Regions from separate parts of the Mus musculus genome. Here region 2 is linked to region 1. The links are chromatin loops, found by intact Hi-C in ENCODE. Cell type or tissue: left cerebral cortex. All regions are shown on one strand. Links, peaks and the distances in the headings refer to the core of each region. The heading gives the core; the rest is flanking DNA.

Region 1 (7,572 bases), core at 2,239-4,738:
TGTAAAATCCTGAAAAAGGAATGAGCATGGTATAAGAACAGCTATTAAGTGGTTTTGAGATTAGGCACACAAGACATTCCAAGTTTATCTTCTATGTACTCTTTCCATTCTAGCTGTCGACGTTCACCACAAACGCTGCGCTACCCTCACCCACTTTTCATTACCAACGCCATTCATCTTCCAAATCCAAGCAGCATGGCTTTTGCCCCTCTGCTTCCTTCTTGCCTCCTTGGCTTTCTCATTTCCTTACCTAACTTCGTCTTCACACTGAAGCCAAGATGATCTGGCTGTAACTCTGTCATTCTCTTTTTTTTAAGCTCCCCATCCCCAGCAGTTTCATTAGATAAAAGTAAGCCCCTCTGGATAGCATCCAAGCCATTCCCAAGCTGGCTGTATGCCCGTAGTGAACTGACCCTTGCTCATTGATTTCCAAGTCAAATCAGGCTAATTAAAGTTTGTATATACCATAAGCAGGGAGTACAAAGTCTTACATGTATAGGAAAGATTAAATGTTCCCAGGTACCTCAGCCCCCAAAAGCTGCTCTCTGTGTATATCCTCATACTGAGAGCGCTAGTGACCATTTACTACCAGGACTGACAAGTTTCTTGTGCACATATAGTCTTCCCATTGACTAAGTTATTCAAAAGTTGTTTCATTTCTCTGTGTATGAAAGAGTAAAATTATTAATAACCATTAAATTGGATTCTGAAAAGTATCCTTAGAAATACATCCAAAAGGTATCATAAAAGCAAAAAAAAATGTTCACTGTACAGCCAGTCTATACCTACTTTGATAGGAAATGATTACAAATCTTATAAAACAAAATTTAACCTATGCAAATAGCATACATAACCCAGCACAAGATAGTCATATATCAAACTGCATGATTTCTTTTACAAAGTCAGATTATGTAAAGTTGTTTTAATCATTTTATGTGCAGAATGTACTTAGCAGTATCATAATCAATGTACATGTAACTCAAAACTACTAGCACTGCTAAGATTAAACAGGTATATTAAGTCAAAGCTATATAGAATAACTGCTGACAGTCTGGAGTCTTTCTCCCAAACACAGAACCTGTACCCTGTTAAGAGAAAATGAAGAAAACACAAAAGGGTAAATACCAAATTATTTCTGATTCACAACAAATTTAAAATAACAAGGTAAACTATGTGCCGAAAATCAGAGCATGTTCCCTTCAGAACTCTTCTTAAACATTCCTTCCAAAGTTTAGTTTGTAGTGATTACCACTGTTGTAGGAGAGGCACAAGGGGTAAGTGACTAGGGCTAGGAAAGGGGTTAGCCTTACCTATCCGGTCAAATGTCTTATCACATTTGGGACACTGCAGGATTTTCTTATTGCTGTTCTGAATGATGACGGGAGCTAACCCTTCATGGATGCTCCCGGCAGAGTCGCCAGCCTCAGGTTCCTCTTCTGCATCATTATCTTTGTCACTCTGCTCCGTGTCAGAGTCTTCATCGGACACTTCCTCCTCCAGCTCTTCGTCTTCGGCATTATATTCACTGCCAGGGTCCTCAGAATCATTTCTATCTGACCTCTCCTTCTCAGAACTTTCTTGATGCAAATTGTCTGACCCATCCCCACTCTCCTGTTCATCGTCGCTGGTATCCTCAAACTTGACAGGGCACTTCCGATTCCTCTTTGACCTCCGGGTAGAAAAACTTCTCTCCAGCATTTTTAACCCATGTTTTTTCCCAAGGAGCAGAGACCTGTGAGTTTTGGCTAAATGATTCTCTAAGGACTTTTTATAGCAGAAATGCCTACTACAAAATTTGCACTGATGACTACTCGACAGTCTTCCAGTTAGCTCATTTAGTGTTTCTTCTGGTGACGACTTTTCAGTCAGTTCGGCCTGAAAGGCAGCAACATTCTCATTATTCAGCAGCTTTACCGCATCGATGATGTCCAAAAATTTTGCAGCCTCTAACACAAGAGGTATTTCGTATTTGTACACAAAAAACTCCGATGTGTAGAGGAACTCAAGCAAATGCTGAAAAACCGAATGCGTTACGTGATCCAGGGTGACAACATCAGTGCTTGGATTTTTGCTCAGACACGCATGAAAATAACTACTGCCGACAGCAACGACCACTTTATGCGCACTAAACTCTTTCCCTTCCACTATGATAAGTAAATCGCAGAAAGACGGTTGCTTCTGCCTATCATCGTTCAAATACTTCAGCAAATTCTTATTATACTGCAAAGAACTCAAAAGCTTTCTCTGATCTGGAGAGGGAGGCAGTTCTTGGCAACGCTGGGCAGCTTCGGGGGTTGGTCTTTCTGGAGCCTGAGTATAGGTCACTTGGCCACACTCCACAGCAGCATTTTCTTCCGAAGAGTCTTTATGATAGCCTAGATGGATCTTCTCGTCAAGATTTGAAGTAACCTTTCTCCTTTTCTTCATTGCAATGCGGCAATTTTTGAACAAGAAACTTCATACGTGACTTAGGCGATTGATGAAACAAAACTAGATTGTCTTGAACAACAGCTTCTGAAGGGGCGTGCCCCACCGTTTCATGGTCTGCAAAAAGAGTGAGAATCAGGTAAGAGCTCCACCGCATAGCCATCTTAAATAACCCAAAGGTGTTGTCAACTAGTCTTTCCTACATTGTAACTAGATTACAAAGTCGACAGTGCATTCACTCCCAGCTAAGATTTTCTTTTTTTTTAGGGCAGGGAACCAGGAGAGCTGGGCTGGGAAAGACAATCCAACAAAAGAATAGTGTGAAGTGAAGGCACAGCACACCTTCCAGGCCTGATTCACGAATAAGGTGGAGAGAACACAACCCAGAGAGCACCATCCCGCCGAGACCGCAAACAAGGCAGACTGGCCGGCCGGGACCGCAGTCCCGATTTGGGTGCTGGGACCTTGACAATAAGGCCAGCGCGGCCACGAAACGCAAGTCTCCATTAGCATGCTTTCCCCGGGCGAGCGCGGCATGGCTCCTGAGCGACAGACCTTCCGAAATCCACTAGGCACGGCGGCCCCAGGAGGGGAGCAGAGTGGGGTCAGCACGGGCGACGACTGCAGGAAGCCGAGTCTTCCCAGGCCGGGGTTGGCGGGGACCCGCGCTCGCCCGTGACCCTTCCCTCCCAGGCTGCCCGGGGCAAGCGTCCCACAGGCCCATTACCGGGAAGCCCGGGCTCCCGCGCCGGCTCGGGGCCGCCCAGCTCCGATCCCCGCGCGCTCGCGCCCGCGCCCACCCACTTCCGGGTCCGGCCCCCCACCTCAGCCACCTCGGCGGCGCTCCTTCCCCTCGCGGAGTCCCGCCGCCGCCGCCGCTCGCCAGGCAGGCACGTCAGGCCCGCGCAGCCGCCCAGCCGCCGCGAGAAGCCGGGGAGCCCCGGCATCCGCCCGAGCGCATGCGCGCGCCTCCAGCCCTGCGCATGCTCCGTGAGCTTTCTTTCCTGCCCTGGGTGCCCTACCGAGGTCCCAGGTCCGTTATACCCGCTTTTCGTGGCCACTTAAGGGCCCTCGTTAACTGAACCAGAAAAACTTGGCTGCGGGAGGGGAAGATAGCTGTGATGAGGGGTTAGGGGGAATTGGCGCCACGACAACTGGTGTGTTTCCAGTGTGTCACCAAACAGCGACCTCCTCCGGAAACCTGCCAGTTTCCAGTCCACAGTGGCAAACACCCAAAGTGCTGGCTGGAAGTAGTTGTATGGCTTTCCGACTTACATGTGCGTAAAATGTAAGCACACCTAAAATTGTGGGGTTTGTTTTTATTACCTTGCTATGAACAGAAGATGTGCATGTAAGATGTGAAGCTGAGAAAAGGACAACCAAACCTCTACGGGACTTAGAGCCTCAGAGCCCCTGCCTAACGTGTTGCATCTCCGACAGAATGCCCAGTGGCCCGATATTGCCCGTCTGGCGATGAAGGTTCTAGAGTTTGTTTGTACAAACCTAAGGAAAAAAACTGATACAAAGGCCGTGACCAAAAAGAAATCAATACACACACCTTCCCTTTTACCTGTAACTCCACTCTCTTCATAACTCTGAATCTGAAAAGGTTACCCTCTCATTAGCAAATACGAGCAAGTGCATACCCAGGAGGAGGAGAAGTTGAGGGAGCGTGTGGGGGACTTTTGGGATGGCATTGGAAATGTAAATGAAATAAATACCTAATTAAAAAAGAAGAAGAATGTACACCCAGAATAGTATAAGGAAAGCTAATGAAAATGATAAAATACTCAGAGCTATAGATTATAAAGTAGAAAATGTTTGAAAAGACAAGCCCATAGATATTAATTTTGTGTGTGTGTGGGGGGGGGTGCAGTGTTATCATCCATCGTCTGGCTCCTACCACCAAGTCTTTCCAGCTGTTGTCATGTGTCAGTGTTCTAAGTTACATGGGACAATCAAAGAAATGGGGTCACTTCCGGGCGAAATATGGCATTGCAGGCAGCAAAGAGGAACGGCCTCAATGAGCTGAACCTCGGACAGCTGTTCAAATGCTGTTTGGGGAGGGGGATAAAGCAAGCCCCTCATACAAAGGCCTGTGGTCTAAGCTAGATGTTTCATGAAGGAGAACACCACACCACTGCAACTTTAGCCTTCACTGTGTACTGTTTGTAGTACTCAATAATGTAAGACATTCCAGGTCTGCCAGGGCAGTCTTGTGACCAAAGTCGGGCAAAGGATGGAAAGCTCCTTCAGGAAAAAAAAAAAAAAAAGACTCTATAGAAAAAAAAATCACCATTTCTACAATGATTTCTTCAAGGTCAAGGTACTTCTAAAAACCATCTATTCATTCTGGTGTTTCCCCTAGGTCCAGTGAAAAAACAGCAATTTTCATTCAAATGTTTACCTTAGATATAATGATTCTACCAAACACACCACAGTCATGTTGGTCCAACAAAGATGAACTCAATCTCTTTGGAACTATAATAAATCCTCTCTACTACGTTTCATCTGTCAAGCATTCTATCTAAATACCAGAAAAGAAACTGATACACCATATAATATGGTTTCTTGTCTATCTCACTCATCAGACAAAAATCATATAGGACAAGTTGTATTAATCTCTTACACTGCTGTATTTTAATAACTAGTAAAATACCCAGAGACTTCATTGTGATACTCAATATCCCAATGAAGACAACAGATGTAGATTACACACTTACATAAATCAACTTGCCCCATATGGAACTGTCAAATAGATGATACAAGGCCTATGCCTGTCAGTGAGGAGCACAACTATTCCTCACCTGTTTGGATACTATCACAGTCCTCTTAGAAGAAATGCCATGCAACACAAACAATGACTGAAGTCCTCATAAATAGCCTTAACCCAATTCAGTATTCTATGTTGCACCAAGAGATAATCGATGTAGTCTTTTCACAACCACTGAAGTGAAGAACAGGGCTGATAACAACCAGGTACAATGGTACTTGCAACTGCCATACAACCCCATTATAATCAGATTAGTTTTAAAAGTGGATTATTAAATTACGACTTAAAAGGCTTAAGTGTATGAAACATCTTGCACCAATGAAAAAGGAAGAGACCTTTTGAAAAATGACCATAACATTGTCAAGTAAAAACCCCAGTGCAAGAGGCAGTATATGAATTGTTAGCCCTAAAAACCATAAAGACTACTTCTATTGTTGCTGCATGCTAGATCTAGATAGTAAGACTCTGCTACTGATGGCGTTACATACTCTGGTTGTCGGACACAAAGAAATAAAACTGAATTTAGCTGCAAGTTCCCTCCTCACTGGATGACACTCATAGTACTGAAAGGTGCAGCTGAGGGAAAATTGTCACAAACAGTCCTGCTCAATGATATTTCAATACTATTTGCTACAGTATTGAAATGCCAGGCAGGATTTGCCTATGCAACAGTGGCACAATTATCGTGGGTACAATCAACTTAAGTCCTGCTCTAAAATACATAGGTTCGTGACTTGTACTGTAAACCAAAACAAAAATTCATGGCTTAGAAGGTCACAGGCCCCAGGGAGAAAACCACAGCTACTGTTTTAAATGAATGTGATATGTATGTCACAGTGCTTTCAAACATTTGTGTTAAGCCCTTAGATCACCATTGCTGTTAGCCTCTACCAGGAAGGGAAGGAAATTTCCTTATGGAGTAGCTGGTATACATTATATCGGTGCTATAGACAACAAATCTATAAATAGCATTATACTAAATGGAGACAAACATATTTTTTCCTCTAAAATAATGAATAAGACAAGGATGCTCACTCTTTTCCCCTTATTTAGTACAGTTCATGAGGTCTGAGTTACAGCAACCATAAAAGGAGATATAAAAGTAATAAAATAGAAAAGGGAAAGGCTGAGTTACTCCTATTTGGAGATGACATGAGTTGATACTATAAGTTAGACAATAATAGTATATTAGAAGACCTTATAGAATCTACTAGAAAGCTTGAGATCCATTAAACATAAGTAAAGTTGTAGGATGAATATATATATTCTACCTAGAGCTAGCATGCAGTATGCATGCGAACGCGCGCGCACACACACACACACACACACACACACACACACACTATCCTTTATATATACTATCAATAAACTCTCAGAGGAAAAAAATTAGTAAAATATATTACACTATCTCCAAAAGGTACCTAGAAATAAACCTAACCAAAGAGGTGAAAGACCTCAACAATGAAAACTTCGAGACAATGAAAAGAAAATTCCGAGGAGACAACTACAAGATAGAAAGATTGCCCACGGTCTTGAATTGGCATAATTAATACAATGAAATGGGTATACTACCCAGATTAGCCTAGATATTTAATATAATACCCTTAAATTTTCAATGGCATACTTTACAGATCTAGAAAAAGCAAAAAATTCATATGGAGCCACGAGTACTCATGAATATTGAAAGCAATTCTAACAAGAAAGAACACAGTTGCAAGTATTAAAATGCCTGACCTCAAGTTATACTACACAGCTATAGTGACAAAGGCAGGCTGAAACTAGAATAAAACAGTTAAACTAATAGAACAGAACAGAAGAACCAACAAAGCTATGGCTACTTAATTTAACAAAAGTGGTAAAAATGTGCATTGGAAACAATAGCCTATTCAACAAGTGATACTGCAAAAATCAGATATCCACTAGCAGAACAATGAAACTTGATCCATATCTTTCAAATCAATTTAAAGTGGATCAAAAGCTTTAAAACCAGAAATTGTTAAAGCAAAAGATAGGAAATGCTCATCAAGTGTAAAGTAACCTTTATTTGTTGGATGTAGCTGTCATCTCAGAGCTTATTCCTTAATAAGCTCGTCCTTTCTAGCTCTTTCTGAACTCTGGCTGGCTGGTTCTGACGGTTCTAGCTCAAAACTCCTCGCCAAGTTGGCTGATTCAAACTGGCTTCTCTTGGTTTCTCACTGAAATGTCCTGCTTGGCCTCAGACTAACTGGGGCAGTCTGTTCTAATCTTCTGGCTCCTTCTCATCCTTTCACTCATTTCTCTGTGTCTATAAACCTGTTTCAGTAAAAGTGCCTGCACTGCTCTCTCCAAATTCACCCGTTTCCTCTCTTCTCTTGTGAGCCCTGGGTGTGTTC
Region 2 (7,572 bases), core at 2,170-4,669, 580 kb after region 1:
AGCCGTCCTGCTGTCAGGTAGGGCTGCCAAAATGGGGAGGGGGGACTTCTCCAGCTTAGTTCACTTGATTGGCTTCATTTTTTTTGTGTGAAATTGTGTTTTATGAGCTGTATTCTGGCACCCAGAGGACCCTAAAAGCGCCCACTCTGCAAATAACTTTATTTTGACCCAGAAAGGGGAAAAGGTGGGGAAATAGTGGAGACTTGAGTTTCAGGAAGAAGCGACCCCAGGAGCCCCAGAAAGTGAAGCTTTGGGACAGGAAGTTAGGCTGCAGCACTGGGAGTCGTTTCCTCCTCTTCATTTCTTCTCCGACTCTTCCTTCCACTTTCACGTCCTTCGCTCTCTTCTTCCTAAGTCCCCCTCTCATTCACACGGTTCCTTTATTCTCTTCTTTCTTCCTTTCCTTCCCTAGCCCCTTTCCCCAGCTTCTTCTCCTCAGCCTTCCTTCCAGATTGGGTTAAAGTTCCACGTGGAGCCGCCTGGGTGGAGGGAGGCGGCGGTGCCGCGGGGTGCTTCTCCAGCTTTCTAGACAGAAGCCCCGATGCTCGCCCGCAAGCCCGAGAAGTGGTGGTGAAGCCGAGACTGGCGAGCAGGCAGAGAGGAGCGGGAGCGGCCAGGCTTTCTTCCCTTTCGGATTAAGTTCCCGTCGCTGCTCCTGGCATCACGATCCTAGGACTCCCCCCACCCCCACCCCGTGGTCGTTTCAGTGAATCCACAATATCAGAGTATTGCGGTATTGTGGACACGTTTTAATGGGTCCAGAGGGAGGGGAAGGGCCGAGCTAACTAGAACAGAGGGCGACAGAACAATACCATCTCTTGTGAGGAGCAGTCTGCCATCCTGCCTGTTAGTTCTCACTTCCCCGCCTCCACCCAGAGCCTCTTTCACACCCTTCTAAGTGTGTGGAACACTAGCGGCTATTGCCTCGTCGTCCTACCCTAGTCGGGCATCCAGCTCACCCAAGACCTGTGCACGGTGACAAATTCCAAAGGGGACTCTAGAATTCCAAGTTTACCTTCAATCTAGAATTAGGTAAAAGAGTAACCCGCTCCACGGTCAAGGTTCTGTTAAGTATACAGTCTACAAAAGCATGTCCTGGCCTGTACACTCGAAAAATTTACTATATATATGTATATATATATATAGTAAATATATATATTTCCAAAAGTATTACTCAGAAAAGTAGGCTCTCCACGCCCCTTTTTCACTTTGGTGGACGTCTCAGAGCCTGGTGGCACCGCCTGCCCTCGGGGAGGTTAGGCAAGCAGACAACTGTCTGAAGAGTGCTTTTAATAAGTAAGTTAAGAAGAGATGGGGAGCAAGGGAGCATACATTAAAAGTACCGTTTCCGTGGAGTGATTCAAAGTCTGTGGGGTTTTTATACATTTCTGGTGACAGTCTTGTAAAACGGGGATTTAAAAAAGTCTGTAGATGAGAAGGAAACTTAAGGTTTGGAACTGATCTTCTGTGCACTCCTGGCTGGGGTCGGATAAACTAGGATCAAATCCAGGATGCGGACAATAAGGGCTCCTTTACCGCTTTGAAAACATGACTGTTGGGAACTCTTGGAAAGATGTATGCTTGAGGGTGTGTGTGTGTGTGTGTGTGTGTGTGTGTGTGCAGGCGCGCATGTGGGGAGGGGGTAAAGACCCCCTCCTTCTGCCTTTCCCCCAGTCCCCCACCCCTTTGTAATGTTTGTCCCTGCTTGCCCATCACCAGGGGGTTGAGAGGAGGTATGACAGGTCTTTGTTGTCTGAATAAAAATCCGTGGCAGCTCCAGGGAGAGGACTCCTCCTACTAAATTATCAAAAATGGGCTGGCTTTAGTCTCTTAACAAATTGGACACAGCTCCGGCTGGAGCAGTCCCCAACGCAACCTACAGGCACTGGGAACTTGCAGGCAGCCGGGGACCGCTGAATCTAGCACTTCGTTCTCTTTCTTTGTGTTCAAAACTATTTTTCTTTCTTCCTTAGATTTTGTTTTCCTCCCCCCCACTTCAACCCCCCTCGGCAGTTGTTTTCCATTAGTAACTCGATCTCTCGCTGCAGTTAGAATCGCCTGCTTTTCCCTCCGTCCGCGTTTGTTTGTTTTCTGCACATCTCCTTCTGGAAAACCCTGGATATCCCCCCCCCCCGCCCCCTTCCCCGTCGTTCTTTTGCCTCGGTCTTTTCCCTCTCAAGTAGAGCTATTTCTACTCTGTCGTTTTCTTCTTTCCTCTCTTGTCCCTGTTCCCCAACGCGTCTCTACGCTTCTGCATCGCGCAGCCCTGTGCGGTCGCTTTTGCTTCTTCACTCGAATGAACTGAGAGCCCCAGGCGTGTGTTTATGGAAATAGTGGGGTGCCGAGCCGAAAACAATTCGTGTCCTTTCCGCCCCCCAGCCATGCTCTTCCACGGAATCTCCGGAGGCCACATCCAAGGTATCATGGAGGAGATGGAGCGCAGATCCAAGACTGAGGCCCGTCTGACCAAAGGCACTCAGCTCAACGGCCGCGACGCGGTAAGGACCAGTCCGGGCGCGGCGCCCGGGAAACAGCGAGTCTCCCGGTCCGCCCAGGTTGGGGATGGCGGGTCCCGGGGACTTTTGCCTAGGGATGTTCGCAAGGTTTTCACGAGAGGCGTGCTTGCTAGGCAAGGTTCCCTTTCCGAATCGAGGTGTCTAAGATGTTGTAGTCCTGAGCTCTCCAGTCTTTGTATAGCAGCTGATCCCGAGCCGACAGGGCAGCGGGCCTTGGAAGGAGCGGGCGTGCTCCCTGCCAACCACAAACTCCAGTCTCCCGCGACCTGGCCGCCAGGCCGGATCCGCCCGCCCCCAGGGCAAGCCTTGGTGCAGTTAATAGGGGGACTACTTACCGGCCTGGCGTCCTTGCCCTGGGATAGAAGACAAGACCTTCAGAGTAGACCTCAACGTTCTGGTCCTTTTCCCATTCTTCGGAGCTCAGCACCCGAAACCAGAGATTGTTAGGGGCTCTGCAGGACAGTTCAGCTGCTCTGGTCGTCACAAAAATTGCGTTTCTCTTCCTTATGGGACCAGTGTATTGGATAGTGGGAAATCAAATCAAATAAAATGCGAAGGAGCGGGTCCCTAGTCTAAAAGCAAGAACATGAGCGCTACAACCTCAAGAGATGGAATCTACTATTGCGGTTCCTATTCGTAACAGCAGTTATTATGTCTTCGTGAAAATACTAGTAACCTAAACATGTCCCCCTTCCACGCACCAAAGGGGGAAAAAACTACAGAAGTCTGCGGAGATGATTCCGGGCAAAGAGTGCTTTGTAGACCCTCTGTATAACAGCAAGGACTGTAGCTCAAACTGACCCGAGAGGGCTCTAGACAAGAACAGCGAGGTTTTGGGATAATAGTCCACTGTCGCTATTTGTATAATTAATTCAGTGAGAATCCAATATCTGAGTAAAGGACGAAATTTATCCTTCCCATGCCCACCAGAATGTAATAAGGGAAGCCCGGACTGTTTCTGCTAGTCTGAGGAAAGGGTCCAGCGGTGAACTTTTTACTTGTAATGGCTACTTTATTTTAAAAGCGGCAACCACATCCCAACTGTGTTTCTCAGAATAAGTTTTACCGCCTTAGCTAGCCTCATTTGGGAACTAGGTCTTAGTTTGGGAATCAAAAATTCAAGATAATTATCTGTGCTGTTTGTGCTGGCTAGAGAAAAGAGCGAGTGTACGGAAAAGAATGGATGGGGCTCTTCTTTCAGGACAGGCACTTCACTTTCTCACCAAGGATAGGGCTAGGGCGACGGCCTTAACAGCAAGAGCTGTTAGGTATGTCCGAATCACAACGACGGCCAAATTATTCTGCCTATATAAATTAAAAAAAAAGGAATTATAGTATTGTCTGTGTATAAAAGATTCACGTACTTCAGAATTCTAGTTCTCAATAACAGTTTGTTATTTTATTTTGTGTATTATTTGAAAGTTACACATTTTTAGCCTTAGTTATTCTCCTTCTGGACCGCCCATCAAAACATCCTGTAGGCTCTCAGCAAGCTCAAGATGTTGAGATTTTTTTTTAGGGTCACAAGGCTAGGAGGATCAGGATGCTAGGAAGGGGAACAGAATGTTGAAAATGGGGGGAAGTTGCAAATGTTTCTGTGGCCCTTGTAATGGTGTGCTGTTTTGCGCTGGGGTTGCCGTTCTGCCAGGACGTCCCGGGTTGTGCGGCAACGCCCCGAACCCACCCTCAGCCTTGCCTTGTGCTTGTTTCACAGGGTATGCCCCCTCTCAGCCCGGAGAAGCCTGCTCTGTGCGCCGGCTGCGGGGGCAAGATCTCCGACAGGTACTATCTGCTGGCCGTAGACAAACAGTGGCATCTTAGGTGCCTGAAGTGCTGTGAATGTAAGCTGGCTCTGGAATCTGAGCTCACCTGCTTTGCCAAGGACGGTAGCATTTACTGCAAGGAGGATTATTACAGGTACTGCCCCCACCCCCAGCCCCTTCACACACTCCTCTGACCCAATTCACCAGATAGAACCACTGCGATAGAGCCACTGCGAGAATCCGGAGTCCCTTCTCTGTCCCTTTTTTTTTTTTGGCTCGGTCAGAGTACAGGTGTGTGTGTGTGTGTGTGTGTGTGTGTGTGTGTTGTTTTTCGTAAATGAGGGAAATTGCCTTAAAACTGTGTATACTCCATTGGTGAGGATGGGCGAGAAGGATCCCAGGGTGTAATGAGTTTTATCAGGGTTCTCAGCTCTTCACAGCATCCTCCGGAAAAATCAGGGAGAAGAGGAAATGGACAGGTATCAGGTGAAGGAGACAATATTTTGTTGTTGTTGTTGTTGTGTTTTGTGGTCCCCCTCAATATGAATTGGCCAGCTCCCCCACTTTTGGCCCAGAAAGCAGCAGCCAGGTGGGTGACAATGGTCCTGTAAATGCCTATGAAAAAGTCACAGAGGCCACTGTTCCAGAAATGGCTAGTCAGAACCAGATTGAAGGAAACAAAACAACAAAACAAAACAAAACAACAACAACAAAAAACCAACCAACCCATCAACCAAACAACCAACCAAGTAAACAAAAAAGCAGAGCAAAGGAAAACAAAAGGAAACAAACAATAAAGAAGAAACAAACATCATCAACAACAAAACAATCGAACAAACCCGACAAAACAAAAATCCCAGCAGGTTGGGAAATGTTTGCGTCTGTGGACATTATCTAGCTCCTGTCTAAGCAGAAGCAGGAGATAAAGGGATAGCTTTTTCTTTGTGGAATTACCGTTCTTTTTCTGGGATGCCAGGCACACTCAATACATGAAAGAGTGGCACTATTTTGTCATCATTAAGATCAGCCTTTTTCATTTGGCATTACAATTTAATATTCTTTCAATAGCGCCGTGAATTGGCCAGTTCGTTTGTTTGCTTAAAAAAAAAAATACACTGAAGCTTAGTTCCTGGTTCTTCGCACTTTAATATACGGATTCACTAGGACCAGAGGAGGTCACCGAGCAAGTAAAGCTGATATCCAAAGAGGTCCTCAGCCAGAACTCCCTAGCTAGTCTTTGGCCCCTGTAGACTAAGCCCTGGTACTGCGAATGGGAGTTGGGTCCTCTTTGTACCAACTGGCTCCCTGATTCTCCTGTTTGCTTCCAGAAGGTTCTCTGTGCAGAGATGTGCCCGCTGCCACCTTGGCATTTCCGCCTCTGAGATGGTCATGCGCGCCCGAGACTCTGTCTACCATCTGAGCTGCTTCACTTGTTCCACTTGCAACAAGACCTTGACCACGGGCGACCATTTCGGGATGAAGGACAGCCTGGTGTACTGCCGCGCACACTTCGAGACCCTCTTGCAAGGGGAATATCCACCTCAGCTGAGCTACACGGAGCTGGCGGCCAAGAGCGGCGGCTTGGCTTTGCCTTACTTCAATGGCACTGGCACCGTGCAGAAGGGGCGGCCCCGGAAGCGGAAGAGCCCAGCTCTGGGAGTGGACATCGTGAATTACAACTCAGGTGGGCCCCTACCTTTACCCACTCCGACAGCTCAGATCTCACACTGCTGGAGGAGGATTTAGCAGGACTTGGTGCTGTTCCAACACCAAGTCACCAAGACAGTGCTTTGCCTAACAGGACCCTGTTCTCACCACACCTCTCTCAGTCTGAGGAAGAGAAAGAAGTAAAGGAGACGGAAGGGGAGAGAGGATGGGTTATTGGTTATTGAGCTTGTGGGGGAAAAAAATTTATAACCGTGAGGCCGAAGTGACTTCCCCCAAACAGGCAAAGCCAAATCCTTGTTGCCCATTAGTTAATGAGCCCATTAGTTTCTGGCTCTCAGTTGGAGCAAAACAGCCCCAGGGCAATTCCTTTGTTGGAGCCAAATTATAGATCCTGGAGGAGGTTTTCCTAAATAGTTAATGGGGGAAAAGAAAAGACTTCAGAGCCCAGCTCCACTCTGTCTAGAGGGGGCAGAGGCTGTGGTCACCAGCCCAAAGTTAATCAGCAACACAGTTGGCGAGGGTATTGAAAAAAATCGGCATCTCTGATCTCGGCAATGAGCAACTATAGGGTGGGACTCACTCTGCACAGCTGAGACAGCTGTGCCTCTGGAGGCTCAGGGTATTCATCTAACCTCTTCACTCCCTGCCTGAGAGATCATCAGGTCATCTAGACCTCAGATAACCAGAAGTATCTCCAGTCCACTGGGGTGGCTTAGTGTTACCTCAGGCTGCCTGTTTGCCAGCAGTTTGCCAGCCGTCTCCCAATTCAAATCAGAGTACAGGCAACAGTCCCTAAAGACTTCCTTGCTTTGGAGGATACGTCTATCATTTATCAATCTGCCTCACTCACAAGTGAGGCTACTTGCCCTGAAGACCTGAGCTCTTATTCAAGCGCAGAGGGCAAGGAAAGGGGACCCAGGATTGGTTTGGGGAAGCCCAAGGAACTTGTCTGCTCTGATTTCCCATGCCCTGGCCCCAACCCATTTGGGAACTCAGCACATAGGGACCTTTGGGCTACTAAAAGAGACAAACTGGCCGTGAGTATCACCTTCCAGTTTTCAGTGTCTGGTGTGGCATGTGACTTGTAGCTGGAAGATAGTAGAACAATATCCTATTTAAGTGATCCGCCTGAGGTCCCAGACATTGTGAACATCTGGACTGAGATTCCCACTCGGATTTCCTAGTTCTCAGATGATCCTGAGCAGGTGTGGTCCCTAAGCTAGGCTGTGTGGGATTCTCTTCCCACTTTAAAAGAATTCATTTTGGGATGGCACAAAGAGAGGGCTTCTCAGAGAAAAGAAACATGTAGCCCAAGGAGGTTGCATCTGTCTCTAGTGAGTTCACATCTGGGCAGCTGCTGGACCAAGGGAAAGGGGCCAACACAGAGGCTAAGGGTAGGTTCCTATCAGGGCAGTGGGCTCAGCCCAGGGGTTGGCCAAGGGCTTAGTGGCTGTGCCTGGTTGTACCCTGGCCTGGGGGACCCCTGCTAAGCTGAGGCAGAGAGCTTTGCCTAGGGTCCAATTGCCCAGGGCACACTCCATATTCTTTGATGCACGACATTCAAGGCAAGACAGGCAGGACACTAATTGTTCTTTATTGATAGAAGATGACATTTAAATTTCTAG

What was found. Hi-C counts contacts between places; a loop is a spot of excess contacts. Peaks named below come from ENCODE experiments on the same cell type or tissue, not always from the same donor. Only the 100,000 strongest peaks of a DNase experiment are listed, where the experiment ranks them.
Region 2: a loop joins it to region 1, with 2.5 times the contacts of the local background. A loop is called at or near these places in 8 of 42 quality-filtered maps.

Annotation. Positions count from the first base shown.
Region 1 is chr1:139,418,006-139,425,577 of GRCm38, reverse strand. Zbtb41 (zinc finger and BTB domain containing 41) reads right to left here and starts at 3,195. Exons shown (of 11, transcript NM_172643.5): 1 at 3,155-3,195; 2 at 1,311-2,544. The coding sequence starts at 2,427. In left cerebral cortex, for the core only: a CTCF peak has its summit at 3,604; DNase peaks (open chromatin) are centred at 2,568 and 3,455; H3K4me3 peaks cover 1,848 bases; H3K27ac peaks cover 1,205 bases.
Region 2 is chr1:138,836,734-138,844,305 of GRCm38, reverse strand. Lhx9 (LIM homeobox protein 9) reads left to right here and starts at 1,862. Exons shown (of 5, transcript NM_001042577.1): 1 at 1,862-2,498; 2 at 4,231-4,433; 3 at 5,608-5,963. The coding sequence starts at 2,325. In left cerebral cortex, for the core only: no CTCF peak of the experiment used is centred there; DNase peaks (open chromatin) are centred at 2,637, 2,903, 3,219, 3,579 and 1 more place.